4 separate regions of the Mus musculus genome follow, and all the other regions are linked to region 1. A link is a loop called in an ENCODE intact Hi-C map of the cell type or tissue named here. Cell type or tissue: heart. All regions are shown on one strand.

Region 1 (8,000 bases):
CTCAGCTCAACTGGAGACCATCCTGTCTGTGCAGAGCCCATGCCCCACAGAGTAATGGCAAAGAGATGGCTGTGTCCTCCTGACAGAGACAGAGTGGCAAAAGCAATGACAAGACATTTTGTGTTCTCATTTTCTTCTCTTGTTGGAACCGCTTACAGAAGAGGCACAGCCCACAGCTTACCTGTCAAGTTCCTGCACCCACCATCTAGGGAAGTAGAGACAGCCAAGAAATAACATTCTTCTCTTTTCTGAGATGAGATCACATGGGGTCTCCCAGAAATAAGGAAATGGCCCCTTCAGTCTTTGTTGATGGAAATAAGCCAGGGAAAAGTGAAAAATAAAAACTTTTCTTCATTAACTAAGATACCACAAAAGGTATATGGGATATAATATGCCAGCCCAACTGCAGTTCATTATTAGAAGGTAGACAGATAGAAATGGGAGACCTTTAGCAAAAGTCCAGAGAGGCCAGCAAACACAAGGGTGAGAGCAGCATAAAGTTTTACGGTTCTTTTTAGTTTACATTTTTATGTTTAAAAAGTGAACATTTAAAATTTAAATACATAGTTTTAAGGGTCTAATTTTTAAAAATCTTGTCTTTTCCTTCATGGCAGGTCTTAGATGAAGAAAAATTAAAGCAGTTGGTGTTGTTACCACTCTGATGAATCACGTGTCTGCTACTAAATGACAAGCTATATTTAATGAATATTTTTTATTCATTAAAAAGCACTCTTGTACAGTGAATGGAATGTTAACCTTCTTCAGAAACAGTCTGCAAAGAAACATTTATTCTCTCACGATTAACATTTTCAATATAATCCGTGACCATATTCCATAAAAGAAAACATAAATTTATTTTACAATTAACAAAAGGAGCCTATTCACTGAAAACACAGGGAAAGCATTAGAGAAAAAGATGTTTGACCTAGACACTGGTCCACTTTGCCTTGTGCAGATGGCTGGATGTTTGTTAAGATGCAGAAGTCATGAAAGAAACAGGCAAACCGAAGGAAGAGGGGTGCATGCATTGAAAATACTCTCCCTTTCTCACTGACTCTCATTGTGAGATGGAAACTTCTCAAAGTAAGAGTTCATTTGCTTGGCTTAATGGTGTTAATTAAGCCTGGGAAAATGCCTTTATTAGCAGGTACTTTTGAAGTGAGTAAATTCAGAGTTGGACACCCATGATATAACCAATATTTGATATCTTCAGGGCTTAAACTCCTCTCTCCATAAATCAACTGGTTTTGAGTACACGGGGATATCAAAAGAGATTGGTCCAGAGACTTTTTAGGGGCTGTCTTGTATACTCAAATCAGGGACGTTCCAGATCTTCTGAGATTCTGCCTTGTACCTGTGATATCATTAGGAACCCAGGGAGTGCACTGGCTTTGGATGGTTCCCTCATTCTTCATTAGCTGTGACATTTCCTGTAGGCATCCTGCCTGCCCTACCTGCTTCTAATGCTATGGTGAGAGAAAAGAGAAGGTTAGTTCCATAGATGGCAGTCATGTCATAGTTCTTTAGACTGGTTCAGCTGGGAACACACCACCCACGCCCTCCTGGTCCTCTATAGACAAGGGACCAAGTGCACTCTGGCAATAAGGAAGGAGAGATGTTGATATTATTATTAAGAAAAAATGCACAACATTGACTTCTGGAATATGCTATTAGTAAGTAGTAAAGTATGTCTTTTGGATGTTCTTATTTTTATGTGCATATATTTAAATCCTAAGTACTGTTCATATGGAGTATATGGTCTTAGAATCATAATATAAATATAAAACTACTTCTTAGTTCAAATGTTCCCTTCTGCCTTTTCATTTCAAACTTTCTAGTAACTAGTTACCAAGTGTTGGTCACTCCAGCTTCTTCCAGTGTTACTCAGCCTGAACCAGAGAAGGAGCAACACTTTTTTCAGACAGTGAAGAGCTACAAATTATTGTGCATTTTGGAGATGGAACAGGAAGTTAACTTAATTTTTTAAGAAGACAGCTTCTCATTATGTAGTGCGGACTGAAGCTCAGACTGTGGCCATGTCTGTGTTTGTGACTTTGACTGTGGCTGTGGCAGTGGAAGTGGCTGTGGCAGTGCCTGTAGCAGTGGCTGTGGCTGTGGCAGTGCCTATAGCAGTGGCTGTGGCTATGGCAGTGGCTGTAGCAGTGGCTGTGGCTGTAGCAGTGGCTGTGGCAGTGGCTGTGGCTGTGGCTGTGGCAGTGGCTGTAGCAGTGGCTGTGGCAGTGGTTGTGGCAGTGGCTATAGCAGTGGCTGCAGCTATGGCAGTGGCTGTGGTAGTGGCTGTGGCTGTAGCAGTGGCTGTGGCTGTGGCAGTGCCTATTGCAGTGGCTGTGGCTATAGCAGTGGTTGTGGCAGTGGCTGTGGCAGTGGCTGTAGCAGTGGCTGTGGCAGTGGCTGTAGCAGTGGCTGTGGCTGTAGCAGTGGCTGTGGCTGTAGCAGTGGCTGTGGCTGTAGCAGTGGCTATGGCTGTGGCAGTGCCTATTGCAGTGGCTGTGGCTATAGCAGTGGCTGTGGCAGTGCCTATTGCAGTGGCTGTGGCTATAGCAGTGTTTGTGGCAGTGGCTGTGGCAGTGGCTGTGGCAGTGGCTGTGACAATGGCTGTGGCAGTGGTTGTGGCTGTGTCTGAGTCTGTTTCTGAGGCCACAGCTATGGCTGTGTCTGTGTATGTGTCTGTCTGTGTCTGTCTGTGTCTGTGTCTGAGGCTGTAGCTATAGCTATGGCTGTGGCTGAAGCTGAGGATGTGGTTGTAGCTGTGTCCATGACTGTGACTTTCTCTGTGTTTATGACTATGTCTGTGTCTGAAGCTGTGGCTGAGTCTGTGTCTGAGGCTGAGACTGTGATTGTGACTTTGACAGCTATGGCTGCGTCTTTGTGTGTTTGTGTCTGTCTGTGCCTGAGGCTCTACCTGTAGCTGTGGCTGTGGCTGAGGTTGTGGCTAATGCTGTGGCTGAGGCCCTGACTGTGGCTCTCTCTGTGTCTGTGTCTGAAGCTGTGCCTGTGACTGTGGTTGTGTTTGTGGCTGTGGCTCTGACTGTGACCATGGCTGTGGTAGTTGCTGAGGCTGAGCCTGTGACTATGTCTGAGGCTGAGGTTGGCATGGAATTTCTAACCCCATAATAACTTTGAACTCATATTTGTGATCAGTCTACCTCAGCATTCCAAGTTCTGAAGTTTTTATTGTACAAGCAGTCTACAAGGCTGAAAATCTGTGTGTGTGTGTGTGTGTGTGTGTGTGTTTGTTTGTTTTTGGTTTTGGGTTTTTTTGTTTTTTGTTTTGTTTTGTTTTGGTTTTTTGGTGCATGTCTACTAAGTGTTCTACCAAATGAGCTATATACTTCCAGCTCAATTTTGGTCAATTGCTTCCTTTCAGAAACTAAGAAAGGGGCCCAGGAGATGGACCCATGAACCCATAAACAAGGACTTGTAAAATTTCTTTATAAAGAAACAATGAAAATTACATCTCCAGGATTCTAGAATGGAAAGAGGTAAAATATTTACTATTTTCCAAAAAATAATGAATTCTGAAAGGGTGGGCCTTATCCTTATTCTTATTATTTATTTGTTGGTTGGTTGGTTTGTTTTGCTTCACAAACTATGTGGTCTAGAAAAGTCTCAATAAGGTTCAGAATGTCTCATTATTCTCAACATACAATGAGAATTGCTAGAGGAATATTAACAGTATATGCCTCCCTGTCCTGTAGTATGGAATAGACAAATTAAAGTCTAAGGGATATTGGTTTTTTTTTTTTTTTTAATAGCAAAGCATGTATGGTGACTTTCATCAGCATTAAGTGTGCTAAGTGACAAGAGAAACACACCCAGGGTAAATAAGTTTATGTATGACCAAATGTGAAAGACTAATGATGCTTTAAATTATAATATATGGCTTAGAAAGTTCAGTTCCTGTAGCTCCCCAGACTTCAGTATGGGCTCCTCATTGTTTTGGGAAGACCTAGTGGACACCAATAATATTTAATACTTACGTTTGTTCTCTAAAACATAGTGTGACAATTCAATGGCTAGTCATATCTGGGAGACAAATAGATATATTACAATAAAAGATGGTGAAACCATGGAAATGGGTATAAAAATAATCCTATTTAACATCAATACTAAAGATAGGGGGATATAATCTTCAAAACACACTCATCGATACTGAGTTTAAAATTAAACTCGCATCTGCCTCCTTCAGAGCCACTCACTATAGTATGAAAAGCACCGTGAACACGGTGTTAGAGAAGAAAGAATCCACAAAATTCCTCATGTAAAGTCACGACTACGTAGTAAAAGACTACTCACTTTTCTCCAGACAGTAGAAATAAGCAAATTTCATTCATGGGTTCCGTAATCTGTAAAAGTAACAATGAGTTTTTTTTTTTAATAGAGAAAATAAAGTAACATTTACAAACAAAATTAGCACCTTTTTTTTTTTAACTTAAAAGCAACGCTCTCCAGTTCTGATTGTTTTAATCTTTAAGTCAATAGTTCCATGATAGGCAGAGCAAAGGGGAATGAAAAAAAGGCATCTGAGGAAGTAATAAAACCAAAATAAAGAGGAAAAAAGAAAAAGGAACCAGAAGGAAGCGGTTGAGAAAGAACACAGAAATCCAGGCTGTGAGAACCTATTTACGATGTAGCCACTAGATGGCACTGTAACGTTAGGTGCTGTCTCCGCTTTTTTTTCTTTCTTTTTTTTTTAAAACAAGCTATTTGCTGATTTGTATTAGGTACCATAGAGTGAGGCGAGGATGAAGCCGAGAGGATACTGCAGAGGTCTCTGGTGCATGTGTGTGTGTGTGTGCGTGTGTTTGTGTACGTGTGTTCTGCCCCTATGAGGCTGCAGCCCTTGTGAAGCACTTGGTCACCTTTTGCAAGAAGGAATCTGAATCGTTGCAACGGAAGGTGCGGACTCGTCGTGGGGAGATGTTGCTCCTCACTGCAGATGGATAATTTTCCTTTTTATCAGGTAAGCCATCTGATTATCTCATTGTGATCTTCTTTGGTGGTGAATTCTTACCTGGTAAATCCTTGGGGAGAAGAGCCCACGGAAATAAGAGTTGGGGCAGAACAGGAAGTCTATTTTTGCATGTGAATTCGGACCAACTGTCCCCCTCCTCCTCCCCTCCTCCTCCTCCCTCCTCCTCCCCTCCTCCTCTCTTCCTCCTCCTCCCCTCCCCCTCCTCCTCCTCTCAACCTTCCATGAACTGAAATCAGGTTCGTTTTGCAGTTCAGCATTTTGATAGAAGGATGAGATTCTTTGGCCTAAAATAACTTGGCATCGGGCCAGCTCTTGCCTTTGCTTGCCTGCATCCTCCTAGGCAAGGTCTTGTCTTGAAGCCCCCTCTGTCATTGGTGCTTTGGAACTGGATTCGATGGCTGTGAATAGAGGTCATATCGCTCCTAAAGATGATGCAAAAATTAGACCTCACAGAGGAAGCAAGAAGGCAGCGGGGCTGCTCCTGGATCCTAGCATTGCAGGGGAGGCAGCTTCTTTGGGCAGAGGCTTGACTCTTGGAAAGGAGTGCCTCCTCCCCAGGACCAGAAGGGACAGATGCTGTTTCCCCCCTGACTCTTCCTTAACTACACTTGCAAATGAACTTTAGCAAAGTGATAAAGAGTCCCGGGTTTCAGACAATGCCGGGTGGGAAGGACTGACTTACTTTTAATTAGACAGAGGTCACCAACGGCAATGATACTGCAGATGTGCTCCATTGACACAAAACCACTGTGGAACCTCTTGCTTTCTGAACAGGGCAAAAAAACTGTTTTCTTCGAGGTGGCTGTGAGGCTTTTCCACGCCCCTTCCTTACCTCTCCTGGCTTCCTTCTCTCCTACCTGTTTGAGGTCTGGATATAAAGCCCTCTTGCCACATCTACAAAGTGTCTGCCGCCCCTCCTTTCAACAAAGCAGTCCAAATAAGCTTGTGAGCAGAGACGCTTTTTCTTTCGTGTGTCTGACGGAAATGACTGAGTCAAGCCTGGGTGTCTTTCTGTTCAGATGTGCATGTGACTAAATATTTTCTAAGCTGCAGTAGCAAAGTCGCAAATTGCCAAACGCTGTTGCTATCACACGTAGGAAATGTGGCTTCTCCTCGGGTATGGATCTGCAGGTCTGCACTGTCTATCTGGTGCGCTAGTGGAGTGGCAGAGCGTGTTTCTCCAACCCGCGCTGTAAATCATCCCAAGAGGAGGATGCCAAACAGGAATAGGAAAATTCCATGCTGAGGTTGATGCTTCCTGATTCTGTCCCTCCTGCCCAAGGAGAGCCAGGGTAGCTCACCTCTCCCTTTTGCTGCAATACCTGACAGGCCGGGGGTGATGCAAATGAGAGCTTCCACACACGTTTGCCTCCTCGGGAAGTCTGACACTTCCCTTTCCTTCCAGAAACAGATTAACTGTGGTGGAAAAACTCCTCACAAACTCCCCTTCCTGGCTACCGACTGGTAATGCCATCAAACACTGCATCTATCTTCGCTGGAGGAGTGTTGCAATTTAGGCCTTCCTCCACAAAGCTCCTTGAAGTGATTTTTAGATGGTGTCTATTTTAGGAACATAATGTGTAGACAGGAATGGATGGCCACAGAGATTTACGGGAAAACAATTTCGCGGAGAAGATGAGGTAGCATTATAAACTGCCAAGACCCAGCACAAGTGGCTGGTTATGTCCCATAGACCTGGCAGTGGCATCTGCTCTTTTAAACTCCCTGCCACTCACTTCTGTGGCTTTTTTCCTCGCTCCATTACATTGTTTGTTTTTGGTTTTCAAATGTCTCTTTCAAAGGCTTGAACCGGAGAGTTCGTTCTGGTAAAAATAACACATTGGACTTTGCTGTCAATACTATGTCTCCATTTACGCGATTCCCCCTTGCTGAGAAATTTGCTATCAGGAGACTCATTTATTACAGCAATTCCTCTTTAAGGCATGGCGGAGAGGGTTTCTCCATCCGTGGAGGCTGGGAAGGCATGATTGGAGGCCTAATTAATTATACAGTATCCAAGAAGGCACTGGGGAGAAGAGCAAACAATCTGCCTTCCCATCCAAAAAGATCAGGAGCAAGTGGACAGACAGAAGGACACAACCCAAGGACCAGAAACTCAGGACTCCATTCCACTGAGAAGCCTTCTCTCGTGGAGAGTTGCTCAAAATTGACACACACACAGGCACATGATGATCAGAACACATTATCTGAGTGTTCCTGATGATGAAAGTTAGCCTGAATTTAATTTCCATTCTCTGTGGACAGCGGAGATCTGGGTAGTCCTCGGGGGCCACGGCAGTAAAACCAGGCATGCCAAGTTCTATCCAAGTTGTCCTCTCCCTCCAGGTTAGGTGAAGAAGATGAAATCCGCCAGGTACTCCTTTCCATTCCCCTTCAGCAAGAAGGCCTGATCTGACTTGGAAGAGTGGGAGGGGGAGAAAGAGTGCAGGGAAAGAAAGAGAACCACAGCAATCCATGGGCTGAGATGTGTCCCACTCTGGATCAGTGCAGAGAAGCTCAGGGACGCAATTACTTCCCTTTGAAATTCTGAAATGTCAATTAAGCGGAATTTACAGCTCCGTTTGTGTTTCTCTGGCTTAGGGTAGGCTGTAGAAAGAGACTTACTCTTGGTGCACACGTGTCTGAAAAATCCAGATGATCTACAAAGTGGCTCCACTTGTGCTTGTAACTCTTCTCTTTTATCTACGTACCTAGAGGTCAACTTATTATAGAGAGGTAGTACTTACTTTGCTAAGCAGTACTTCAGGAATGTAAGAACTATGTAATATTGATAATTTGACAAGGGAAGAAATGAAGGCTATGAGACTAGATTGCCTTGCCAAATGTTACACAGATAAGTGGCAGAGCACAAACTTGAACTCAGGCAGCCTTGCCATAGCTTCTGTATTCTAGAACACTCATGTCTGTGTGGTGGTAGAACCACTGGTTAGCCCTGACTCCGAAAAGGAAATCAGCCCTTGCCAGCATAACTCCTCTCTATCCT
Region 2 (8,000 bases), 1.0 Mb after region 1:
TGACTTGGGGTGGCATGGGTGCAGAGTTAATGGTCGCCTCCTCTGGCAGCAGGGAAAGCTGCCCACAGGGTCATGAGCATAGGAGAGCCCTGCAGCTCTCTAGCTGCAGCACTCAAGAAAGCAGGCCCTGCATGTCACCGGGACAGTACAGTAGAACTGGCCCTAGTGATGGGAACATGGGTGAGCCAGGAGTGTGAGGGATATACTATGGGATACTACAGCTTCCACTATGAGATGTTCTCTGTGGTTTGATCTTGTCTATTGTTTTTGCCATTTTGGGGGGTGAGACTGCAAGGGCAAAGGGCAGACATGGGGGGACGGGGAGCTGAGCAGGACTGGAGTGCATGATGGGAAACTCACAAGAAATCAGTAAGAAGAAAAAATGCAAAAAAGTAAAATAAAATCAAACCGTTTAAAATGGGCAAATGCAATTTGCCAAAGAGGGCGATGGGTCTTAAGACTGGATGAATGCAGGATGAGAAAAGTCGGCCACAGAGCAGCTCGTGGTGATGGACTGTAGCTAATGCTTCGCAGCTGCATTGGTTGCTTATGGCACAATAATTTCAACTGGTAAATCATAGTAATATTTCAATTAGACAAAAAGAAAGTCCATCGAAATCCTACTATTATGTGTTGAACGCTCCAAGATTCTTCCTGGCTGTGCTTTTAAATGAAGCTATCCATCTGATTTTCCATTTTCCTCTCTTACAGTGTGGTAGATTTAGAGTCTCTTCCCAAAGTTTCCTTTGTCACTAACCTGGGCATTTCTCCAAGCCCAAAGATAGTAGGGAAATTATACACTCGTCCTACATGATTTTCTTTTTTAAGCAACTGGATCTGGCTTTCATCTTAGCAAGTCTCAACCTTTCGCTATGTGTAGCTATGTTTTTGTTATTTTAAATGAATGCATCTCTGAGACCTAATCGAAACAGAAAGCCTTCAAGAAAATCTGAGCTCATCGGTGTACAATAAGAGCATGTTTAAATAATCTTCTTACTGAATATACAGAATTTTATAAATGCATGATATACAGACAGAATTATATACATGTAAAAACACCTTAAAATTCCAACTCCAGAGAAAGCTGCCAGTCACTGATATAGAGCACTGTCACCTCTGTTAACGATTTGGACATGAAAACAGAAATAACATATTAGATATAGGCACTATACATGGGATAAAAAGAGAGCCCCTATGTGTAGCACAAATATGCCAACATGACTTAAGGTTAATACTAAGAAAGTTCACTTAATGTCAATAACTAGTCTGTTCTCTCTCAATAACACAGTAAGTGAGTTACAGCCATGCTGAACATTTAAATATCTGATTAGAAACAGAATAGTAAACGTAATTAGGTTTGAGATCACTGAAAATATTTAATGCCTCTTCAAAAACAAAATGATAGAACTTCATAGGTTTTAAATTATGATTTCAATAATTCCCCATCCTTTTTGTGCTAACAATTGAGACCAGGACCTTGTTCCTGATAGGCAAGCATTGTTCACTGTATACTTTTACCTTATTCTATGTAAATAATCTACATGATCTACAGCAATATGCCTCTGTATGCCTTTTTATATTTAAAAGGTTGAATTCCGGGGCTGGTGAGATGGCTCAGTGGGTAAGAGCACCCGACTGCTCTTCCGAAGGTCCGGAGTTCAAATCCCAGCAACCACATGGTGGCTCACAACCATCCGTAACGAGATCTGACGCCCTCTTCTGGAGTGTCTGAAGACAGCTACAGTGTACTTACATATAATAAATAAACCTTTAAAAAAAAAAAAAAAGGTTGAATTCCAATATTTTCGGTTCTGAAAAATCAACAAAGGCCTGAAGTGCACACAGGGCCTTTTCCTGTCTCTGCAAATCGACCTGCACACGTGACTTTATCATGGTTGCAACTGAAGTGGAGAGAAAATGTGTCCTTTTTCTCTCTGCTGAGCTCACTCCTCATCCATTGCTCCTGCATCTTTATTGTGCTCATTCCTTTGGGACACGTTGATTCCAAGCTACTTCTCTGACTACATAGAGTAGCTACTTTATACCAGTTTTTCAGACTATATGGTGCTTCGTGAGCTATGGCGATGTGTTTGCTTGCTAAAGAAAAAAATCTTTGTTTCATATGACACAGAATGTACTCATTTTAAACAGTAATCATTAAAACTAGTCTTTTTATGGAACATTTAGAAATCCTTCACAAAGTTTTAAAATTGCAGTTCAATAAACATCCCCAGAAGAGATCTTGCTCTCAGATCATAACCGTGTAATATAAAAGTCTCCGCAGATCCTGGAAACTATAAGTGGCCAAAGCAAAGAGACAAAATTTGGATGGGCTCAGCTTCTGGACTGTAGGGTTGGAATTGTTGGGGGATTATTAGTTTTCAACTTAACATAAGGCAAAGAAGAAGCATTCAGATTGACTAAGATGACTAAGGCCCGGTACCCTAAGTTTAGACTTACGTTTGTGTTCTAGGAGCATAGCTCAGTTAGAAGCAGGGCCTAGCAAACACAGAAGTGGATGCTCACAGTCAGCTATTGGATGGATCACAGGGCCCCCAATGGAGGAGCTAGAGAAAGTACCCAAGGAGCTAAAGGGATCTGCAACCCTATAGGTGGAACAACATTATGAACTAACCAGTACCCGGGAGCTCTTGTCTCTAGCTGCATATGTATCAAAAGATGGCCCAATCGGCCATCACTGGAAAGAGAGGCCCATTGGACTTGCAAACTTTATATACCCCAGTACAGGGGAACGCCAGGGCCAAAAAGTGGGAGTGGGTGGGTAGGGGAGTGGGGTTGTGTGGGTATGGGGGACTTTTGGGATAGCATTGGAAATGTAAATGAGGAAAATACCTAATAAAAAATTAAAAATAAATTAAAAAATGAATGACATTTTTGACAAAGAACATTTAATTATTCAACAATTGTCTTACTTCTTAAAAAAAAAGAAGCAGGTTACTTAATACAGTGAACAAAGTAGATATTCAAGCCAGACAAGGTGGTAAACACCTGTAATGCTGGAACTGAGGACTGTGAGTTCTAGGTCAGGGTGGGCTGCATAGCAAGATGTTATCTAAATAGAGAAAGGATAGCAAACCAAAACAGTCTGGGCTTTGCTTTCAAGGTCAAGGCCTAGGAGGAAAGCAGGAATTCAGCAAGTACGCACACGCCTTATGAATTGCTGAGAGGATGCTGTGAAGCAGGATACGGGATAAGCAGCGCGCGTTCTATAGATTATGGGAACACTGCTTTAGACATGTATAGGGACACATGCGGCCCCATCAGGACAGTAGTTTCCATTAATTCCCCAATAAGCCCTGATGAACCAAGATAGGAAGCAGGAAAACTGGACTAGGAACAGAGTGGCAGTGGACCCTAGAGAGGGAAATAGGATGTCTGCCTGCGAAATTATGGGCGTTCCCAGAGGCCGTCAGGAAATTCACCAATTAACTTTGCAACTGGCCTGTCTCTGCAGTATTGTTTCATATTGCACTGGATTCTGGAAGTTTTTGTTGAACTTTTTTTTTTGTTCCCTCTCTCGACTACCGTAGGAGACAAAAGACAAAAGAGAAATATAAAATGTAGTCTCCATCCTCGTTGCCTTTATGAGTAAATTGAGGAGATATACACATAGCAAGCACACAAAACCACATTAAAATTAAAGTTATACAAACAAACAGTAAGAAAAGCCAACAGAAAAGAGATGGACAGGAAGGGCAGATAGAAGCAGCGGGTGCAGTGGAGTCTGCAGGCAGATTGCTTGGACAGGAGGGTGTTAGGAAGTGTGGCTGTATTGGATGAGGTGTGTCACTGGAGGTGGGCTTTAGGTTTCAAAAGACCACCTGGCAGGACCTGGCAGGTCCTGGCTCAAGCTCTCTCCTTCTACCTCTGCCTTCCCTCTCTTTCTGTCTCTCTCTATCTCTCACTGTCTCTCTCCCTCTCTGTCTTTCTCTCTCTCTCTGTCTCTGTCTCTCTGTCTCTCTGTGTGTGTGTATGTGTGTGTCTCCCTCTCTCTCTCTCTTCTCTCTCCCTCTCTCTCTCTGTGTTTCTGTGTTTCTGTCTGTCTGTCTGTCTGTCTTCTGCCTGCAGATCAAGATATTATGCTCTCAGCTTCTGCTCCAGTGCCAGGCTTGTCTGTTTCCCACAGTGCTGATCATGGACTAACCATCTAAATCCATAAGCAAGCCTCTAAATGTGTTCCTTTGTGGGACTTGCTTTGGTCATGATGTCTTTTCACAGTAATAGAAAAGTAACGGAGACAAGTGCCTCTAGTCTGAAAGGTGAGATTACAGTCTGCGTAGAATATACTAAGGCAGAGAGCTTCACCAGTGGCTCCAGCAGTCTACATTTTATTTAGAGTTTCACTGTTCTGACAACTTTCTAGCCACAAGCTATCTAATTTTCTACCCAGAACATGGAAAGGTAATCACACAGAACAATGCCTTCCTCTCTCGAAGATCAAAGAATGGCAGATCATGCAATGAGGTGTCCTAAAGACTTTCAACTCCACAAAGGAACCAGGCAGGTATGGGTCAGCATTTTCCAAGAGGAGCTTTAAATCTCAAAAGAAGCAAAATGCTTCCATCTAGTGGCTGATGGACAAAACTGATACAAACACCACCCTAAGATTCTGTTACCCAAAGGCAGAGAGAGTCCTAAGGCATGTGTCCACGGTTACATGAAACAGGCAAGGATTTCTTTAAGTTCTAAATCACACTACACGGAGATGTTTCTGTTTGTTTGCTTGCCTGTTTGTTGTTTTTTGAGACAGGGTTTCTCTGTGACGTCCTGCTACCTCAGGTTGTCCTAGGCTAGCTGAGGCCTCGAAACTGTTCACCTCTCCTTTCATTTTAGAGCTGTTTTTCCTCCAACCAGTGGAACTGACAGAAACATATGGTGAGAGACACACAGTAAAGACAACCAGGGGTGCATACCACAAAATTAGGGGAGCAGAAGATAGTCACCCAGAAATCCCAGACACTGAATTTAGGGCCACATCCAGGCATTCATACATGTTCTGTGCTGAAGGTGCCATAGACTGATATACCCACAGAGGGGACAGATTCAGGTAACTTTCTGTAGTTTTCCCTTTAGCCTGGGGGCTTTGGAGCCTCTGGGTCCTCGAGACAAGGGCAGAAGAAGTTCCTGGGGCCCTGGAACATCTCAGGTGTGCACTCCCTAGGAGTTATCCATGTTGCTTAGCATGATAAGTGTAAACACCCTACAATTTGATTATATCAAAAGATAAGCTCCAGGTACTGCTAAGTACAAGGAACTTCCCTTAAAGGAGACTGACAGGAGGTCCAAATGAAGGGATTGAAAAGTCTCTGCTACTGAAAGGAATACAACACAGCTAGAGGAAGAAGGAGTTAGACAGTCAAGAATCACACATACTGGCAGAACATAGGACATGGGGTCAAATGGTTTTCCCATAGCTATACAAACTATAAAGGACATATAGTCCATATGGTACGGAAAAGGTAATATATATCCCAGAAGCACAGTCTCATTGAGTACGCCTTGTTCACCTTCCTCACAACTCCGTGGTTCTCATGCTCTGATCGTGAATCTGCATGTGGACCCTGAAGGTCCTGTTCCCAAATGTTTTTTGTTAGATCAATAAAGACACTAACTGCCAATAAGCTGGGAAAAATCCACAGGACTTCCAGGTTTCCTGCAGGCAGGCTAGCAGACGTCAGGGAGTAGGAAGAGATTTCGCCATGCTGTGGAGAGAGAAAGAGCCAACAGCCATGTGAGATCCAGGGTGGGGTGGCCGTCAGCTGCTTCCCTGACTGGGCCTGGGGTAGCAGCCAGGAGCTTAGAGACCAACTGAGCTGAGGGCAGATTTAGAGTTCTGAGCTAGGAATAAAGGTAACTGAGCAACTAAAGTTGAGGGCAGATTTAGGGCGCTGAATTGGGAGTGAAAATAAAGGGCACAATAGCTGGAGAAGACTTAGAAGAGTCCAGCCATTGAGTTAAAGCACATCAAAATTAAGCTAATGTGTACATGTGTCTTTTATCTATGAATCTGATGGGACCTGGGCATGGCTAGTAGCATGGTCTGCCTGGAGCTTAAAATAGGGCAGTAAAATCTATATGCTATACTTCATGTTTGCCTAAGAATTAGAACTCAGGTGGTCAGGCTCAGACCACTGGACAGCAAGTGTCTTTATTCACTGTGCCATCTTACCAACCTCACTATGTTAATATTTGAAGTAAAAAAATGACTTACTTTTAATAACTCCATACAATGCGTTATTACTATAATGGTGCCCCGTTAGTGTCTCTTTTCACTCTCGCTCTCCTGATGGTTGCCTTCCTCTCCACAGCTACTCCCCCCTTTCCTTTAGTTACTTTTCTGTTGCTTTGAGAAGACAGCATGGCTAAGACAATTTACAGCAGAAAGATTTTTATTAGGGATTACGGTTCCAGAGGGATGAGAGTTCATTGTGGTGCACGAAAGGTGGCCAAAAGTGGTGGGCAGAGTGGCCAGACCACAAAGGGTCTCAGTCAGAGACAGGAAGTCCAGAGCTCATATGCTCAAGCACAGAATGTGTGTGTGTGTGTGTGCACACGCTCGTGCGTGCGTGCTACAAAACTCTTTTTATTCTGTAGAGTGCAAACTACAGGGACTGTGTCCTAAATAATTCTGCCCTAAATCAAACCTTTCATATACTATGTAAATTAAATGAGATCAAACATCACCAATATCTTTTGGAAGATCATTTTTATGTCTTAAGCATCTAACAAACTTCTCCCAAAGGACTTCAAGATGAAGGAAAAGAGGAGGAAAGTAAGCCCATCGCTCTAACTCCAGACCTTAGCACAACTGACACCAAGATGGAAGTCCCATTCAGGCCTTGGAGCCCAGCACAGAGGCTCCTCACCTGCCACGATGAGACCAAAGGCCTAATCCCTCAAAGCACACAGTTCTGGAAAAACTGGAAAAGTCCCCGTATGTACTAAACATGTTCATTGGTTTCTGTAATTCTGCTTCTGGCAAACTGTTCTTGCTAACTGGGTTGTACAGACCCAGGATGTACATTTTTGTGCTTAAAACTCACCCTGAAAAAGGCTTAGGTCTGTATTAGGATTCTGAACACCAGCAGGCTAATAAAGACTTTCTACTAGGTCAAACCCATGTCCAAGTAGTCTCCTCTGTTAGATACCTCACAGTTCTAGGGCATAGTTCTAATCCCAGAATTCAAGAGGCCAAGACAGGAGAATTACGAGTTCTAGGCCAGCCTGTCTGACTTACAAAATAAGACTGTCTCGAAATAAAATGTCAATAAAAGAAAGACATCATCAACTCTATAGACTTCTTGCTAAATGTCCTCTGTAAACTTAAACATGAAAACAGAAAAAAATATAACTGAGAACAAGTCATTTAAAAAGGAACAGTCAAGAAGGCACTGAAGAACCCAGGCTAGCTGCTGAGACTGGCTTTCCTAAAAGTGATCCCTGAGATGAAAAAATGCACAGAGCTTCATCTTCCAAGTATTCCCTGGAGAATCAGCCAGGCTATGGCTCATTTGGGGCAGACCACAGAGCACTGCCTCAGTCCCCAGGGCCGCGATGGTGACCTCAAGTGGTCCCATTAGCTGTTGCTGGGGAAACAACAGCTCCAACCAGTGCCATCCATCCTGCAGTCTGTGAGTCCAGCCTGCACAACAGGCTCTGAGAGATGACATCATTCCCTGATAGAGTGGAACAGACCCGTGCTCCCCAAGGAGGGGTAATCTCCACAAACAGAATTCAAGGCTTCATGTTTGATTGGATTAAAGATGTGAGGAGGACCGCCACTGAGAACAGGAATGGTTAGGACAATGGCCAGACAATAAGTATACTTTTATCATGATTAAATTTTGAATGTTATAGTTTTGCTGACACAGAGAGAGTGTCCATGCCGTTAATAAAATAATGATCAAAGAATTTATTTCATCTTCAAGTAAAGTGTGATGATGTCTAAACTTTCTCACAAGCACTTTAGTCACAAAGAT
Region 3 (8,000 bases), 75 kb after region 1:
CCAATATTTCTATCACATTTGACTGGCTGTGTTTCTGGATAAGGAGGTACAGGCAAGAACTTTGAAAAAAATCATTGGTCCTAAGCTTTGCTCGTTCTGTGTCCTTGGATGCTCACATTCCTTAAGGCAAGGATATTTCCCTTACCCAAGTCCATTCATGTTTTATGATGCTTTCACAAGGTCGTTTAGGGACAAAAATATTGAATGAATCAGAGAGAATAACGGGAACTATGTACCAACCACAAGCGATTGCCACTGGAGTGCGTTCCTCCCTCACAGACATCTTAAGGTCGTCTCCCTTGTGCTGGATGCACCCATTCAGTGATGATTAGATGACATGTGGTCAAAGGTCAGGCTTAGAGAAGCAGCACTTTTCCCACCCAGGTGATGTGGTCTCTGTTTATCTATGACACAGTGACATTAATTGCTAAGTAACTGAAATGAAATGGGATAGCCCAGCCTACAGTCTCTTGTTTTATTTTATCATCATTTTCAACAGACTCAAAATTGCATTACAACTTTCTAAACACAGGTTTTACTCTCAGTAGTTGGATTTTGTCTGTGTGTGTGTGTGTGTGTGTGTGTGTGTCACAGCTGAGAAAACTAACAGATCCCCACTACTTAGGGGATATTTTCATAGTACATTTAGAGCTTTTCTGTTTGAATCCCAGAGAGAAAGGGCTATTTTCAAACAGAAACTCTGTGTTCAAGGATTGCTCCATTTGAAAATCTCAAGGTCAAAGTGAAAAATAAAATGAAAACATGTTAGTGACCTAAAGTTTAAATGTGAAGAAGAAATGCTATCAAAAAATGCTCAGGAGAAAACAAACGGCACGTTATAGAGTGTGCTAATCATAGCAGGGTCCATAGAGCTATGCATCAAAAGGCTAAAACATGGGAGTTTTAAGGAATAGATGCATAAACATATTAAAAGCTGTGCTGGGGACAGCATTCGGTGGTGGATCCCTTGTATAACACTCTGGGTTGGTTATAGATTATACACGCATGTGCACACACACCCTGAGCTGGGAACATGACCCTATGGTAAAACACTTGCTTAGCATGCAGGAGGCCTTAATTGCATTCCCCATACTTAGGAATTAGAATAGAGTCACTAAAAAAAAAATAAACTCAAACCTTAGCATTCTCTCTATTTAGTGTGTTATTCACAGAGATGTCAGCTTCATCCATCTCGGCCTAGGCTGAGTATCAGTAAATGACTTAGAAGACTGTGTCAGACTAAGCCGTGTTGCTCCATTGCATGGTGAGTCTTTTCCCTCTGCACACTGATCTTTGCTGTGTAGTAAGTCTGACTCTTGTCGTAGATGCTCTTCATATTTATGGGTCCTGAGTTCTCCAGGGACCTTGAGCTTTTCCTCCACACAGGGGAGAGTCAATTGGGATTAGAAACCAAGTGTCAGCTACCTCAGGAATCCCAATACAGAATTTAGCACTCCTGGTCAACAAGATACTCTCCAGGGAGCCTGTCCTGCAGAAATCAATGACTGGATAGTATCCATCCAATAGGTGCGGGCTAGATGGAAGCTGCTTTTGTTCTCTATTACCAGCGGAGCGATGATGTTTATTTTATAAGCACGGGTAGTGAAGGAATATTTATTTTTAAAACATTCGGTTCTGTTGAATGATTTTGCATCCTGCAGGATTCATTTTCCTGATACTTCATCTAGGCAAACAAATCATTATGAGAAGGAATTCTTGTGAATGTTAGGATGAAAATGAAATGTGTCCCCATTTCAAACTTTGGCTTAAGTAAGACACTTAAAATATTAAGGAAATGAGGACATTCTCGTGGCTGATGCACAAACTCAGGTAAGTGGTTGGTGGAAGGTAAGAGCCACTGTAAGTTCATCTCTGGGACATAAGTGACCAGAGAGAGCTGTACTCATGGTACATATCAAAAGTGATTGTCCTGGGCATCTGAATTGGAATTATTCACTGCAACCCTATTGGAAAATAGGAAGTCTGTTTTATACTTATGTGTTTATTCCTATTTTACAGACTTTTATAGTATTGAATAAAGGGAAGGCCATCTTCCGGTTCAGTGCCACCTCCGCCCTGTACATTTTAACACCCTTCAATCCTCTTAGGAAAATAGCTATTAAGATTTTGGTACACTCATATCCTTTTGCAAGTGGTTGGTGTTAACTGTTTGTATTCATTGTGTCTTCTATGTATTATTAAGTTAAAAAAATGTGCATATACTCTATAGCTTTCATCTAATATCTTTTGTTGGTCAAGGAAATCTCTTTTTGTTTTTGTAGTGCTGAGAATTGAACCCGGGGCCTCAGAAATGTCAGGGAAACACCCTACCATTAAGGCACCCCTTCAGCCCTGAACCCTAGTCTACATTCCAGGATCCCAGCCAGGGAACGGTGCCAGCCACAGTAGATGGGTCTTTCCGTCTGAATTAACAAAGCAGTCACAATAATTCCCCAGAGACATGCAATGAGGCCCGTCTGTTAGAGTATTCTAGATTCTGTCAGATTGACAACTAACACTAGCTTTCATATATGTATTGAATCCCCTAAGTTTTGTGCAAGATCGCCATGTTTCTTGTCAACATCTTTGTACAGAGTTGCATAAAATTTTCAGTAAAATTAATCACACACAAAAAAACTATTTTCAAAGTAAAATACAGATTAGACACAGATATGATGTATGCCATTTTAAAGACCTTTGGGGGGATCATGTAAGCTTATAAGAATCTCAAGACACTTCAGGCTTAGCTAGTTAGTCAACTTTTCTGATCAGTTTTATGAAGTTGGCTGAATATCAGATTTAAGCCACAGAATATATGGGTCTGTTGTATAGCATTGTCTCTTTAGTGCAGATTCAGGAAAGAAGCTAAAACTGTTCTAAAAGGTTGAAGGGAGTTTGCCTCTGTGGTCGCCTTTGGGTTTAAAGGTTTCTGCAACTCAGTTCCGGCGTGGATATTGATCAGTGAAAAACCTTCATTTATGACTGAGTCTCTTTTGGTGGCCTTGGTCACAATTAGTATAAAAATACTATTGTAAGTATCATAAGGTCATACTAGCAAGATTTTTTTTAAAATCACAAATTCTAAAATCTAAAGAGTTGTCCAAACACAAGGCTCTGGGTTTGATTTGTTCCCTGGCACTACAAAAAACAATGACTAAAGAAGAAACGTTCATTTAAAAAAAATAAAACAAACAAACAAAAAAACAGCACTACACCAACAAAAGGAGATACAAAACAAAACAAGAAAGTAAAATAATAACTAACAAAAACAATAAAAGCAACAACAAAAAATAAAGGCCCTTCTTTTTGAGTCCAGTTGATCACAAGTAAATCGTTAGTCCTATTAATAGTCTATCATCGAACACTAAAGATGTACCTTATAAAAAGTGCCTATGCTCACTCAAAAGCTTTTCCATCTTAGTTTGCATTTCTAGTGCCATCATGTGGTCATTTGATGAAATCTTTCCCTACACCTAATGGAAATGTTTTGTGTGGTTAGTCGAGTGTAGTAGAAAGAATACCTGCTACTAAGACAGAAAACACATATTTTAAGATCCTGCGGATCATCTGTTTTCTCCAGGACGTAGCGGTTATTTCTGGCATTTCTAAAACACTTTTTACAGCCACTTTCAATGGCCCTATTACCTGTTCTTCTCTGACCTACCACTCAGTGCGTACACATTTCTCCAGCGGCATTGCTTCCGAGCATTTCATACTCACTGATTACTTTAATCTACGCGACCAATAACAAAGTCTGTCCAGCTTAACATCCGGGTGTTGAATGTAGGTGGAGCCAGAGGGTGGTTGAAGGCACAGAAAGGATAAGTGACCGATTGGCCCAAGAACAGGTGTCACTGTGGAATTTCAATTACATCCCAGTGGCGATGAGCCCTGACCTTCACACATCTCCCCTTCCATCTTCTCATGCTGTTGTGCTTACATAAACTCACTCAAAACACGGCTACTTAGCACTCTGCACCACGCTCTGCTTTGACCGTGACGTCAAAATTCTATCCATTAACGACGAGATCTCGGTATTGCAGAAATGCACCTTCCTCGAAAATTTACTATTCTAATTGTGCAATTAATTCACATCCATGCTTTCTGCTCAACAATGTTGCAAATAAAATTTAAATACATTTTAAAAGAGAGAAATGCATCCACCACCCCCCCAACCACCTCCACTTCCCGCTTAGAAAAAGCACCTTGGAAGGTAATCATGCTGGTATAAAAACAACCGCAATAGCAACTTGTATTCTTATGTCCTTCCATACTCTCATTTACTCTGAAATTGTGGAGGTCACACTATGATGCATATTTAGCATCATATGAAATTTGAGTGAAATGTAAGGAGATTAGGTAGTATTTGTGCACATGTTTACCCATGAGTCCTGTTGAACTGAGGTCTGGGTTTTTCAGTGTTACTTTGGTTTTTTTTAATACAATGCATGAACTTTCTTTTGTATGTTCCTTAACACTAACCTACATTATTCAGCATGTTAATCATGTGCACTATTTTGACAAACTGTGTATTTATGACAATGAGTAACCCTCCCGACTGGACAAAGAATGTGGAGTAAGTTTATTTTAAATGTTTGTTCCTGTACATATATTTGAGATTTTTGAAACTATTTCTCAATGTAGCCTTTAAATTAAACTGGAGAACATGTGTGATAAAGCCATTTATAGATGCAGCTTTAAAATAAGACAGCAGTCATTGGGTCCCAGGCTTGCTGGTGTCAGATCTAGGATTTCTCTTTACTCATATAATTGATACAAAGTCTACTAGAAAACTCAAGGGTTTTCTTTCAGGATCCAGTATTTGAAAAGAAAATTGATGGAAGTAACTACAGAAATATAGACAATATATGCTGGACTTTTTATTCCAGATAACCTCCACATTAATTGGGCTAATTAAGAATCAAAATGATTAAGCTGTAAATGCTACATTAAGAACCACAGTGTAGGGGAATGCCAGGGCAAGAAAGAGGGTGTGGCTGGGTTGGTGAGCAGGGGGAGAGGGGAGGGGATAGGGGATTTTCAGAGGGGAAAGCAGGAAAGTGGACAACATTTGAAATGTAAATAAAGTAAATATCTAATAATAATAAAGAACCATATTGAGTCTCTTGATCACTGGGATTTATCCAGGTTTATATCTATTTTAAGTATGATCATCAAGAACTTAACTAAAGTTTCAGGATTATAAAACTTGGAAATTCAGTTTATGGAAGGCTAAAATGTCTACAGTGGAAATTCAGGAAGCATTCTCAAGGGCTGGAAGCATTACTAATGACACTGGCCAGCTCTTGATGCCCCAGTAGAAGGAGAGGCAGTTATGTAACTGGAGCTCTGGATGTTTCAATCGCAGCTTTCGTGCCTGCCCATGTTCTGACACCTAGAACTCTCTGGTTTCTGACCTTTCACCCCCCACAGTGTTTCCCAAAGCCTCTTCTTCTAGTGCTTCTAAATGGAAGGTCAGATTCTGGGAAAAAAACAAAACAAAACAAACAAACAAAAAAAAAACCATAAGAAACTATGTATGTGATGGATTCTGAAACTATTCAAACTCACATGTTTCCTTTGTTGGTATCCATGTTTTCCGAGGACAACATGCTAAGAAGCTGATGTACTCTGAATGAAATTACAAAGTCCTTAATTGATTTGGCTACTTGTTTCTAGGTACACCTTCACAGGAATATATACTTTTGAATCACTAATAAAAATTATTGCAAGGGGCTTCTGTTTAGAAGATTTTACTTTCCTTCGCGACCCATGGAACTGGCTGGACTTCACTGTCATTACATTCGCGTAAGTGCCTTCTCTTTTGGAAACCTGAGAGAATACAGTTTGGTTTGCTGTCTATGCTCAGGTTTTTAAACAACATGCTCGAGTGGTAAAACATCCTGGCATGATTTGGGCACCTGAACTCCGTGTCTTAACATTTACCTCAAAAGGGTAAACCCATTCCACTGCTCCATGAGAATAGTAATAGCAATTTTAATAACACTTAAAACATCAGAAAATTTTGTAGCCAGGCAGGTGTGGCGAACACCTTTAATCCCAGCACTCAGGAGACAGAGGCAGGTGAATTTCTAAGTTCAAGGTCAGCCTGCTTTACAGAGTGAGTTCCAGGACAGCCAGGGCTATAGAGAGAAATCCTGTCTCACCCCCTACCCCCCAAAAAGAAAGAAAATATTGTATATTCTGGTCTCCTCACACAAATACTTGTAATACTGAAGCATAACTTATTTATCTCCTGAGCTGGAGGATGGTTTTGAAAGTTCACACAGCAAAATTTGCACTGGTCCCACAAACTTGCACTGAACTTTTCACTGATAGTCCTGTTGTGCCTCACCCCGTGGCTTCTTTTGTTACCTTTATAGAATAGTAGAAAGATTGTAGCCATGCTGGAAATAAGATCCTAAGGTGAAAAAGACATTTGATACATCATAAATCAAATAAATGGTTATTTCTTGAGCAGACATACCTTGCCTCTATTTCCCTTCTGATTCAATTTGTATTCCTCTCTCTCTCTCTCTCTCTCTCTCTCTCTCTCTCTCTCTCTCTCTCTCTCTCTCTCTCTCTCGCTCTCTCTCTCTCTCTCTCTCCCTCCCTCCCTCCCTCCCTCCCTCCCTCCCTCCCTCCCTCTCCCTCCCTCCCTCCCTCCCTCTCTTGTTTTTAGGCTCTTCTTTATTTTACTCAACACAAAGCTTTTCAATATACACTGAGTTGTATATTCAGTCCCTACTTTCCTGTCTTCTCCCTTTTGCTAGTGATAAATCACGCCCCTCCACACCAGGAAGAGATGAGAATAATAGGTAGCTATTCAAGAATAGTCAAAAGTAGGTATGGAGGACAGTGGATTAATACCACTTATCCCATCTGGGTAGCTGACTTTCTGGGCATCAGCAGGAGTGAAGGGATACACAGGACAGGAGATGGTACTGATCGGCTCCAAAGTGCAAATCCTGGATGTCTGACCTTAACTGTATAACTTTATGTCTGATTGGAATATGAAAGGTTCCCATGCGTTTCAGCCACAACTTTCAGGACAGTATTTGAGACTTCTCACTCTTGAGACTAAAATAGAAGTGATGACAGAGTGGCCTTGGGCCATGTAAGATGCTATTGTTAATTTATTTGTTCAACTTCTATTCAAACGTTATTTTAGGAAATGCGAGTCTTGAATAGTGGGGCAAGAGGCAATCTTTTATAATCGATAGTTCTGTTGGATGATTTCCTATATCATTTCTTTTCTAGCTGAAACCCTAGCCTGTGGATTTGGTTCCAGTTAACTAATTAATTTAGTTAATTTTCCCAATTCACATATAGTGTTTCTACCTTGCCTACCAAATGGCATCAAGATTGTATATTTTATGAAATTTACATTTAGTTGTGGTATTTATCATGAAAAATAAGACTACATTGATGAAGTCTAAATTTTAATTTGCAACTTACACTATTTAAAAGCAGCAAAGATCTTCATAAAATATCAGATAAATGCTAGTGTCTTTTCAATCTTAAATCATTTACAGGTAAGTAACAAAGTTTGTATACCTAGGTAATTTTTAGCTATTCACACATTTAGAGGATTGAGTCTAAAGACCATTCCCACATTTCTAATTAGAAGCAATTACTATAAAGCATAAGGTAATTGTACCTACAAAACTTTCTTTGCTTCCTGTTATTGTGTCTGTGTGTGAACTCCTCATTACAGATATGTGACGGAGTTTGTGGACCTGGGCAATGTCTCAGCATTGAGAACATTCAGAGTTCTTCGAGCATTGAAAACTATTTCAGTCATTCCAGGTGAGAGCTATATGAAAGCATGTAGGTTAATCAGTGAGTTAACTCTGAGACTTTTTCAACTGAGCCTCCTTGCTTGCCATTCATCATTACAGAAAGCTGAGAATCATAAGACTGAGTACTTCCTATAAGATTACTCTCTCTGGAGGTTTTATCAACCTTTGTGTTTAATTTGTGGACACTCTGATATTCAA
Region 4 (8,000 bases), 620 kb after region 1:
TGCCTGCACTGCCTGCACTGACTGCACTGACTGCACTGACTGCACTGCCTGCACTGCCTGCAGTGACTGCACTGCCTGCACTGACTGCACTGACTGCATTGCCTGCACTGCCTGCACTGACTGCACTGACTGCACTGACTGCACTGCCTACACTGCCTGCACTGACTGCACTGACTGCACTGCCTGCACTGCCTGCACTGCCTGCACTGACTGCACTGACTGCATTGCCTGCACTGACTGCACTGACTGCACTGCCTGCACTGACTGCACAGCCTGCACTGCCTGCACTGACTGCACTGACTACACTGACTGCACTGCCTGCACTGCCTGCACTGACTGCACTGCCTGCACTGCCTGCACTGCCTGCACTGCCTGCACTGCCTGCACTGCCTGCACTGACTGCACTGACTGCACTGCCTGCACTGACTGCACTGCCTGCACTGCCTGCACTGCCTGCACTGCCTGCACTGCCTGCACTGCCTGCACTGCCTGCACTGCCTGCACTGACTGCACTGCCTGCACTGCCTGCACTGCCTTCACTGCCTGCACTGCCTGCACTGCCTGCATTGACTGCACTGCCTGCACTGCCTGCACTGCCTGCACTGACTGCACTGCCTGCACTGACTGCACTGCCTGCACTGACTGCACTGCCTGCACTGCCTGCACTGACTGCACTGACTGCACTGCCTGCACTGCCTGCACTGACTGCACTGCCTGCACTGTCCGCACTGACTGCACTGACTGCACTGACTGTACTGCCTGTACTGCCTGCACTGACTGCACTGCCTGTACTGCGTGCACTGTGTGCACTGTCTGCACTGACTGCACTGCCTGTACTGCCTGCACTGCCTGCACTGTCTGCACTGCCTGTACTGACTGCACTGCCTGCACTGACTGCACTGCCTGCACTGCCTGCACTGCCTGCACTGCCTGCACTGACTGCACTGACTGCACTGCCTGTACTGCGTGCACTGCCTGCACTGCCTGCACTGACTGCACTGACTGCACTGCCTGCACTGCCTGCACTGCCTGCACTGACTGCACTGCCTGCACTGACTGCACTGACTGCACTGACTACACTGACTGCACTGACTGTACTGCCTGCACTGCCTGCACTGCCTGCACTGCCTGCACTGACTGCACTGCCTGTACTGCATGCACTGTGTGCACTGTCTGCACTGACTGCACTGCCTGCACTGCCTGCACTGTCTGCACTGCCTGTACTGCCTGCACTGCCTGCACTGCCTGCACTGACTGCACTGCCTGCACTGCCTGCACTGCCTGCACTGCCTGCACTGACTGCACTGCCTGCACTGACTGCACTGACTGCACTGACTACACTGACTGCACTGCCTGCACTGACTGCACTGACTGCACTGCCTGTACTGCGTGCACTGACTGCACTGCCTGCACTGACTGCACTGCCTGCACTGTCTGCACTGCCTGTACTGACTGCACTGCCTGCACTGCCTGCACTGACTGCACTGCCTGTACTGCGTGCACTGTGTGCACTGTCTGCACTGCCTGCACTGCCCGCACTGACTGCACTGCCTGCACTGCCTGCACTGCCTGCACTGCCTGCACTGACTGCACTGCCTGTACTTCGTGCACTGTGTGCACTGTCTGCACTGACTGCACTGCCTGCACTGCCTGCACTGTCTGCACTGACTGCACTGACTGCATTGACTGCACTGACTGCACTGACTGCACTGACTGCACTGACTGTGCTGACAGCCCCGAAGGCATAAACAAACTCAACTGAATTTAACTATATTCAACGGAATTGCCCCCAATTCAAGTGAACTCCACCCACCTCTCTCCCTGCCCTGTTACTAAGTAGTCCCTCTCTCCTGTCTGTTCCTGTGAGATTTGGGCATATCCTATCTTTGACTCATTCTGTTAAATCTTTCTCTGATTCACCACTTTGTCTGCTCTTCAACTAGATATCATTGGAATTAAAGGTGTATACTAAAGGGAAGTGTGTATTCCAACCGGATGGATTAAAGGCATGCTTGTATTCCAGCTGTACCACAGAGGACTAGGTTTTTAGATGTGATTCCTGGCTACAGTAGCCATATTGCTGGATTAAAATTCTTATATACCTTCTTTAGACTCAACAATAACAGTGTTCCTTTTCTTACACAACCACAAGCTTTAAAGAATGTTTCTGTTTTCAGTTTGCACTCCAATTTTCACTTCAAGCCTGATTGAAGGTACCAGCAAAGCCCAAACCACAGCTTAAGTGCAGTGTTGTTTTGAAGTTTCCCATGCTAGCCTATTTCACCACCTTTGAATTTTGGACTTCCATCAAGTTTTAGGATATGAACAAAATCCAGACAATAGCCTCTTCTCCAGTGCTTCTCAACCTTCCTAATGATGTGACTCTTGAATACAGTTCCTCATACGAATGTGACCCCCCAACAATAGAATTATTCTGTTGCCACTTCATAACTCTAATTTTGCCACTGTTGTAAATCATACTGTAAATATCTGATATGCAGAATAACTGATATGTGACCTGCCCCAAAGAATCATGGCCTACAGTTTGAGAACCTTTATTCTAGTCCAATTCAAAGTAGGCTCATTTAAATCTGAGGTGCTGTAAGCAAAGTTTTTATTGTCCACATTCCTATTCCACTCAAGTCCTCTAGGTGCCACCAAAATTGCCCAGTTAAGCTTTGTTTATAACCTTCAGGGTTATTTTTCTTCGCCTGAACCTCTGAGCTTTTGCAGCTGTCTCCCACAAACCAGCTCTAAAAGGCTTATGAGTGCCCGGTAGTCACAGCAGTGACCACATGTTTTGGTACTGCTTTTCTGCATTAGTCTGTGTTTCACTGGTATGACGAAGACCTCGGAGTAGCTGTTTAGAGGGAGGAGTATTTGTTTTGGATCACAGGCTCAGACATTTCAGTCCTTGGGTGACTGAACCTCTTGCATGGAGCCTGAGGTAAGGCAGAACAACAGGGCAAGAGGAACATGTTCCAACTGCTGGCTGAAAAAGGGGGTGCAGCAAAGTGTCTACAGATACAAGACATCTTTCCAGGCCATGCTGGGAGTGAGCCACTTCCTCTTACACCCATGAGTCTGTGGGCGACAATATATTCCAACCTTCACAGTAGTGGTTTATTTTTACAATGGAGAAACTGAAGCAACTTAAGAAGGAGACATATCATTTACATTATTTACTGAGAATAGTTTCTTAAGTATTTCCAAATTATTCTATTCTGTTGAAATGCTGCTTCCTGGTTCCTAGACGATCCAGTAGCCAGCACTTTCTGGTTTTCTTCACAGTGTGGTCTTTGCAATTCAAAGGCTTCCCCCTTTCCCCACCCAGTTCCATGTTTGGGAAGATGGGGAGGGCTGGCTTTATATAGAAGGCAGACTCGTTTTTACAGTTCTGTAATTACAAGCTTTAATCGCAGTGCTTTGATTCCAATTTGCTCTGGAGCCTCTGTTTTCCCTGACTGACTTTCTCTTCTGCCTTTTGATTTTGCTTTGGCTGAGGGCATTCTCATTGCATAAAGAGTTGTGTATTTTGTGGTTTTGGAGCTGGAAAGAAATCCACACTGGTGAATACATGGCAGGCCCTACATTGTCCTTAAGCCACTGGCCATAGAGATTCAAGGACAGGATGGTCTAATTATTCCATTCGCTATAGAACTACGAAACCCATCTTTCACAGAGAACTTTAATGAAGTCATTTTAATTTGAAGAGATTATTTTATTCTACATGTGAAAAATATGCTTTCAGGGGTCCATCAATTGCAGTGGTCATGAAAAAATACTTGAAATTCCCTGAAGATGTGAGAGCTTGGACAGTTCCCTATTCTGTCTCACTGGAGACTTTGAACTGCTTCCATCAACCATTTCTTTAGTTTTGTGGTTTGTTTATGCTGGCTTCACTTTGCAACCATGACATTTATGTTCAAGGAGAAAAATATTGACAAGACAGTCATTTCACAAACTCCCTCTTAAGAGACATTCAAATGTAACACAATTTCTTTTAGTCATTACTAAACTTTATGTTTGCTTCCATTGTACATACCTAAAACAGATGCAAAATAACTGTCGTGTGTGTATGTGTGTGTTGGGGGGGTTATTTGCAAATATAAAAGCCTTTCCACTCCAAATAATAAACTTCACACACTTCATAATGGAAACAGCACCCTCTAGTGGAAAAGGCTGAATAATGCTTACCAAATTGTTTTTTATAAAATTTCATTGAGGTTTTTGAAATTCAAAAGCGAAAGTAATTAGTTGGAAGGCTATTGGTATATTTTCAGTGTTACTTAACCACCAGCTCTGTAATCTAGTTTTCGTCCCTCTATAAACACCAACCACTAGCAACCTTCTTTTCTGCCTTCCCATTCTTTCTCTTCACCTACATATTCTAGATATAGCATATCAAATGGATTGCACAGCCCACGGGGTTTGGTCTTTCTCTTTCTTCTCTCATTTTGATGTCTTTGAGGCCCATATAGTTTTAATCTGCATCAATACTTCATTATTGTCAATGGGAGAACAATAGCCCGCTGTATTTATGTGCTTGAATTTATCTATCCACACATGGGCTTTTGTATTCTTTCTACTTGTTTCCTGTTATAGACAATGTTTATTTGAATATCTACCCACAAATTTCTGTGAGGACATATGTATCTTTTTCTCTTAGGTGTATACCTGGAGCTACATTTGATGAGTCATATGCTAATTCTGGGGTTAAGTCTTTGAGGAATTGGACAAAAATAATTTTAAATATCTAGCTAAGACACAGCAAAAAATATTTTTCAAGAAGACTGAGAAGTTTTTCTGAGGAATTATTTTTAGTTCATTGTAACATTTGGATTTTTACAATGATGCTCCAAATTTCAAAGACTTAACAAATAAATACAGGCCCCAGTAGAGGAAAAACATTGTGGAAAGGACCTTCCCACCTCATAGAAGAGGGAAGGCAATTTCTGTTACTGTCCTGTGTGGTTAACCATCAATATCACCCAGGTACAAACCCTGTGACCAGTACTTATTACAATAGTGGCATAAATGTTATGGGGGTGTCTTAGGGTTTCTATTCCTGCACCAACATCATGAACAAGAAGCAAGTTGTGAAGGAAAGTGTTCATTCAGCTTCCACGTCTACATTACTGTTCATCACCAAAGAAAGTCAGGACTGGAACTCAAGCAGGTTAGAAAGCAGGAGCTGATGCAGAGGCCATGGAGGGGTGCTACTTACTGGCTTGCTTTCTCTAGCTTGCTCAGCTTGCTCTCTTATAGAACCCAAAACTACCACTCCAGGGATGGCACCACCCACAATGGGCCCTCCCCCCTTGATCACTAATTGAGAAAATGCCTTACAGCTGGATCTCATGGAGGCATTTTCTAAATTGAGGCTCCTTTCTCTGTGATAACTCCAGCTGTGTCAAGTTGACACACCAGCCAGTACAGGGGGTAAGTAGACACTTTTAAGAATTGGCTGTACGACCCACCCCCTTGTGGAGCATGATAGGCAACCTATATTGGTTGAATGAGGCTTGCTTCAGCGACCCAGTAGAAAACTCTACAAGGGACAGAAAAGGGATCCACATTCCTAGAGTCAAGTGCCTGACACCACAGAGCCCCCAACTCCATAATTCTGTGACTATAAGTCACACAGACAATGTCCCAAGCATCTGGCATTCTGGCTAGACTCCACCCACACAGTTACCAGACTATAGCCAGGTATGCTCCTCCCCACAGTTATGTAATAGACTAGCCCACTATAAAAGGAGTTGCTTGGCCCCTCCTTTCTCTCTTTAAGCTCTCACCCTTCTTACTATTCTCTCTAGCTCTCCTTCAATCTCTCTCACCGTTCCCCCCCCCCCCATGTGGCCATGGTTGGCCTCTCTCCCTTTTTCTACCTTCTCTCTTCCTCCCTGCTTTTCTACAATAAAGCTCTAAAACCATAGACGGTCTCTGTTCATCAAGGCCCACCCTCATCAAGGCCCACCAAGCTTGAACGATGGGATAGGCATTTCCCTAAAGAGCTGCCTAACCTCCCTCTCAAAGGCCTTCCTGTGCTCCAGCCATGGACTGGATCAAGGGCTCTCGCCCACGTGGGAACCATCAAGTGCCCTCTCCCCCTGCCCTCTCCTCCCTTCAGCTCCAGGGCTAAGCTCCAGGGCCCTCATTCTGTTCTCAGCTCTTCTGCAGTGTCCAGTGGTATCTGGGATGCCCAAGGCTGAGAATCTGGTGCCTAGGACTGCCCTTTGTCCACCACCCGCTGAGCTGGGGTCAGTAGCTTCCCACAGCCAGACACCCACCTGGGGCAGCATGGAAAGCATGTGGCAGTCTTCCGGGTGCATCTGCCCACCCAGAGGATTTTCTCCCACTCCCTTTATTCCCCCACACTCCCTGCCCCACACCCCCTGTCCCTGCTAATGTAGCTAAGATCCCAAAACTATAAGCCATGACTCTAGTAGAAAAACATACTACTATTATTCTGCTAACACAGTATTACAATGATTCCTAACGACATATGATTACTTCTACAGATCAGTGCATCATTCAACATTACTAGAGGATGTTCTTTTTGATATAGATGATAATTAATGAGACCCACAACTGGACAATGTGCACAGATGTATAAAGACTTTAGAGTATTCATCCTTAAATTGGATGTCTTGATCAGATTCCTCTGTCCTCTCAAGGCGTAGGGATGTAAGGGGAAGAGGTTACATGTGATTGTAAGAGCCAGAGATGGAGGAGGCCGTCAAGGAAACAGCGTTTTCCAGACATAGCAGGACTGATCTATACACAAACTTACGGAGACTGTGGCAACATACGCAAGACCTGCACAAGTTCAAACCAGACAAAATCGCAGTAGTGAGGAGAAATTAGCAGAGAGCCACACACTTAACCTAGAAGCTCTTGGCAATTTATATCTGCCAGGAAAGGGAAAATCAGTTTTCTCCTATAGAGTGTTACTGGGGATATCAATCCTCTAGGGTAGATCCCAGAAGGAGTTGGCCTGCACAAAATGGACTTTATTTTGTATGCTTGGAGGTATGATTTCGTTTTTGATTTTTTTTTTGTCTTTGGGGCTTTGATTGTTTTTGTTTTTTTTATTTTCTTTCTTTTTTATTTTTACTTTTGAGACAGAAAAAGAACATGAAGTTGGAAGAAGGTGTAGAATCTGGTATGAGCTGGGGAAGGGGAAAGAATAATGTGTTGTATTTAAAAAACTAAAAAGATAGTTTAACAATAAAAAGAAAAAAAGGAAAGGAAAGGAAAGGAGAGGAGAGGAGAGGAGAGGAGAGGAGAGGAGAGGAGAGGAGAGGAGAGGAAAGGAAAGGAAAGGAAAGGAAAGGAAAGGAAAGGAAAGGAAAGGAAAGGAAAAGAAAGGAAAGGAAAGGAAAGGGGAAAAAAAATGAAACAACTAGTAGAGAATGACCAGATAATGTTAACTGTGTTTCTTCTCAGTAGAGTAGTCAGGACTCTTGGCAGCTGGCACTTAAAGAAGACTATAAGAACTCTGAAAGGATACAGTCAGTACTTTTCAGACACAGATCAAGAAAACTATAAGGCTAAAACTGCTATTTACTGTGGGCCTAGAGAACCTTGAGGGCTGTCCTGACGGTACGGGAGGAATGGGGTGAGGTTACAGCAGCAGCCACAGGTCTTGCCACTACACTGACAAGAAGGATTGGTAACTGTGGCATGAGGAAGGCACACTGCAAAGTAGAATATAAAAATGACAACATGACCCACTGACCTGACCTGGAAGCAGTTGTTTGAGAATTAGCAATGAGATACAGAGACTCTGCTTCTGTGTAGCCCACCTGTGGTGATTCTTGGTCAGCACAGAGTGAAAGAGCGCCAGGGAGTATGTCTGCTCTTTGCACCCTACTCTTTGGTTTTTATGTACTTTCTCATTAATTTATAAACAGAAGGAAATCCTTGGCAATGGTTCATTATGCGTATGAGTCTTAGCATTAGAGGACTTTCCTTGTTTGTTTATGCCAGCCACT

The links. Hi-C counts contacts between places; a loop is a spot of excess contacts. Peaks named below come from ENCODE experiments on the same cell type or tissue, not always from the same donor. Only the 100,000 strongest peaks of a DNase experiment are listed, where the experiment ranks them.
Region 2: it touches region 1 in a loop (10-fold over the local background); 7 of 42 quality-filtered maps call a loop at or near these places.
Region 3: a loop joins it to region 1, with 9 times the contacts of the local background. A loop is called at or near these places in 9 of 42 quality-filtered maps.
Region 4: a loop joins it to region 1, with 3.0 times the contacts of the local background. A loop is called at or near these places in 6 of 42 quality-filtered maps.

What each region holds. Positions count from the first base shown.
Region 1 is chr2:66,406,846-66,414,845 of GRCm38, reverse strand. The region is part of intron 1 of Scn1a (sodium channel, voltage-gated, type I, alpha); the gene reads left to right. Gm13630 (a long non-coding RNA gene) reads right to left here and starts at 2,173. Exons shown (of 2, transcript XR_001783321.1): 1 at 1-2,173. In heart, a CTCF peak has its summit at 4,656 (motif pointing right); no DNase peak of the experiment used is centred here; H3K4me3 peaks cover 1,810 bases; H3K27me3 peaks cover 631 bases.
Region 2 is chr2:65,392,891-65,400,890 of GRCm38, reverse strand. No RefSeq gene overlaps it. Among named protein-coding and RNA genes, the nearest start is that of Gm34688, 12 kb to the right of the region's middle. In heart, a CTCF peak has its summit at 4,594 (motif pointing left); no DNase peak of the experiment used is centred here.
Region 3 is chr2:66,332,016-66,340,015 of GRCm38, reverse strand. It overlaps Scn1a (sodium channel, voltage-gated, type I, alpha), which reads left to right. Exons shown (of 27, transcript NM_018733.2): 3 at 2,020-2,138; 4 at 4,487-4,576; 5 at 5,680-5,808; 6 at 7,718-7,809. Among named protein-coding and RNA genes, the nearest start is that of Gm13630, 77 kb to the left of the region's middle. In heart, a CTCF peak has its summit at 3,430 (motif pointing left); no DNase peak of the experiment used is centred here.
Region 4 is chr2:65,788,842-65,796,841 of GRCm38, reverse strand. No RefSeq gene overlaps it. Among named protein-coding and RNA genes, the nearest start is that of Csrnp3, 53 kb to the left of the region's middle. In heart, a CTCF peak has its summit at 4,172 (motif pointing left); no DNase peak of the experiment used is centred here; H3K27me3 peaks cover 334 bases.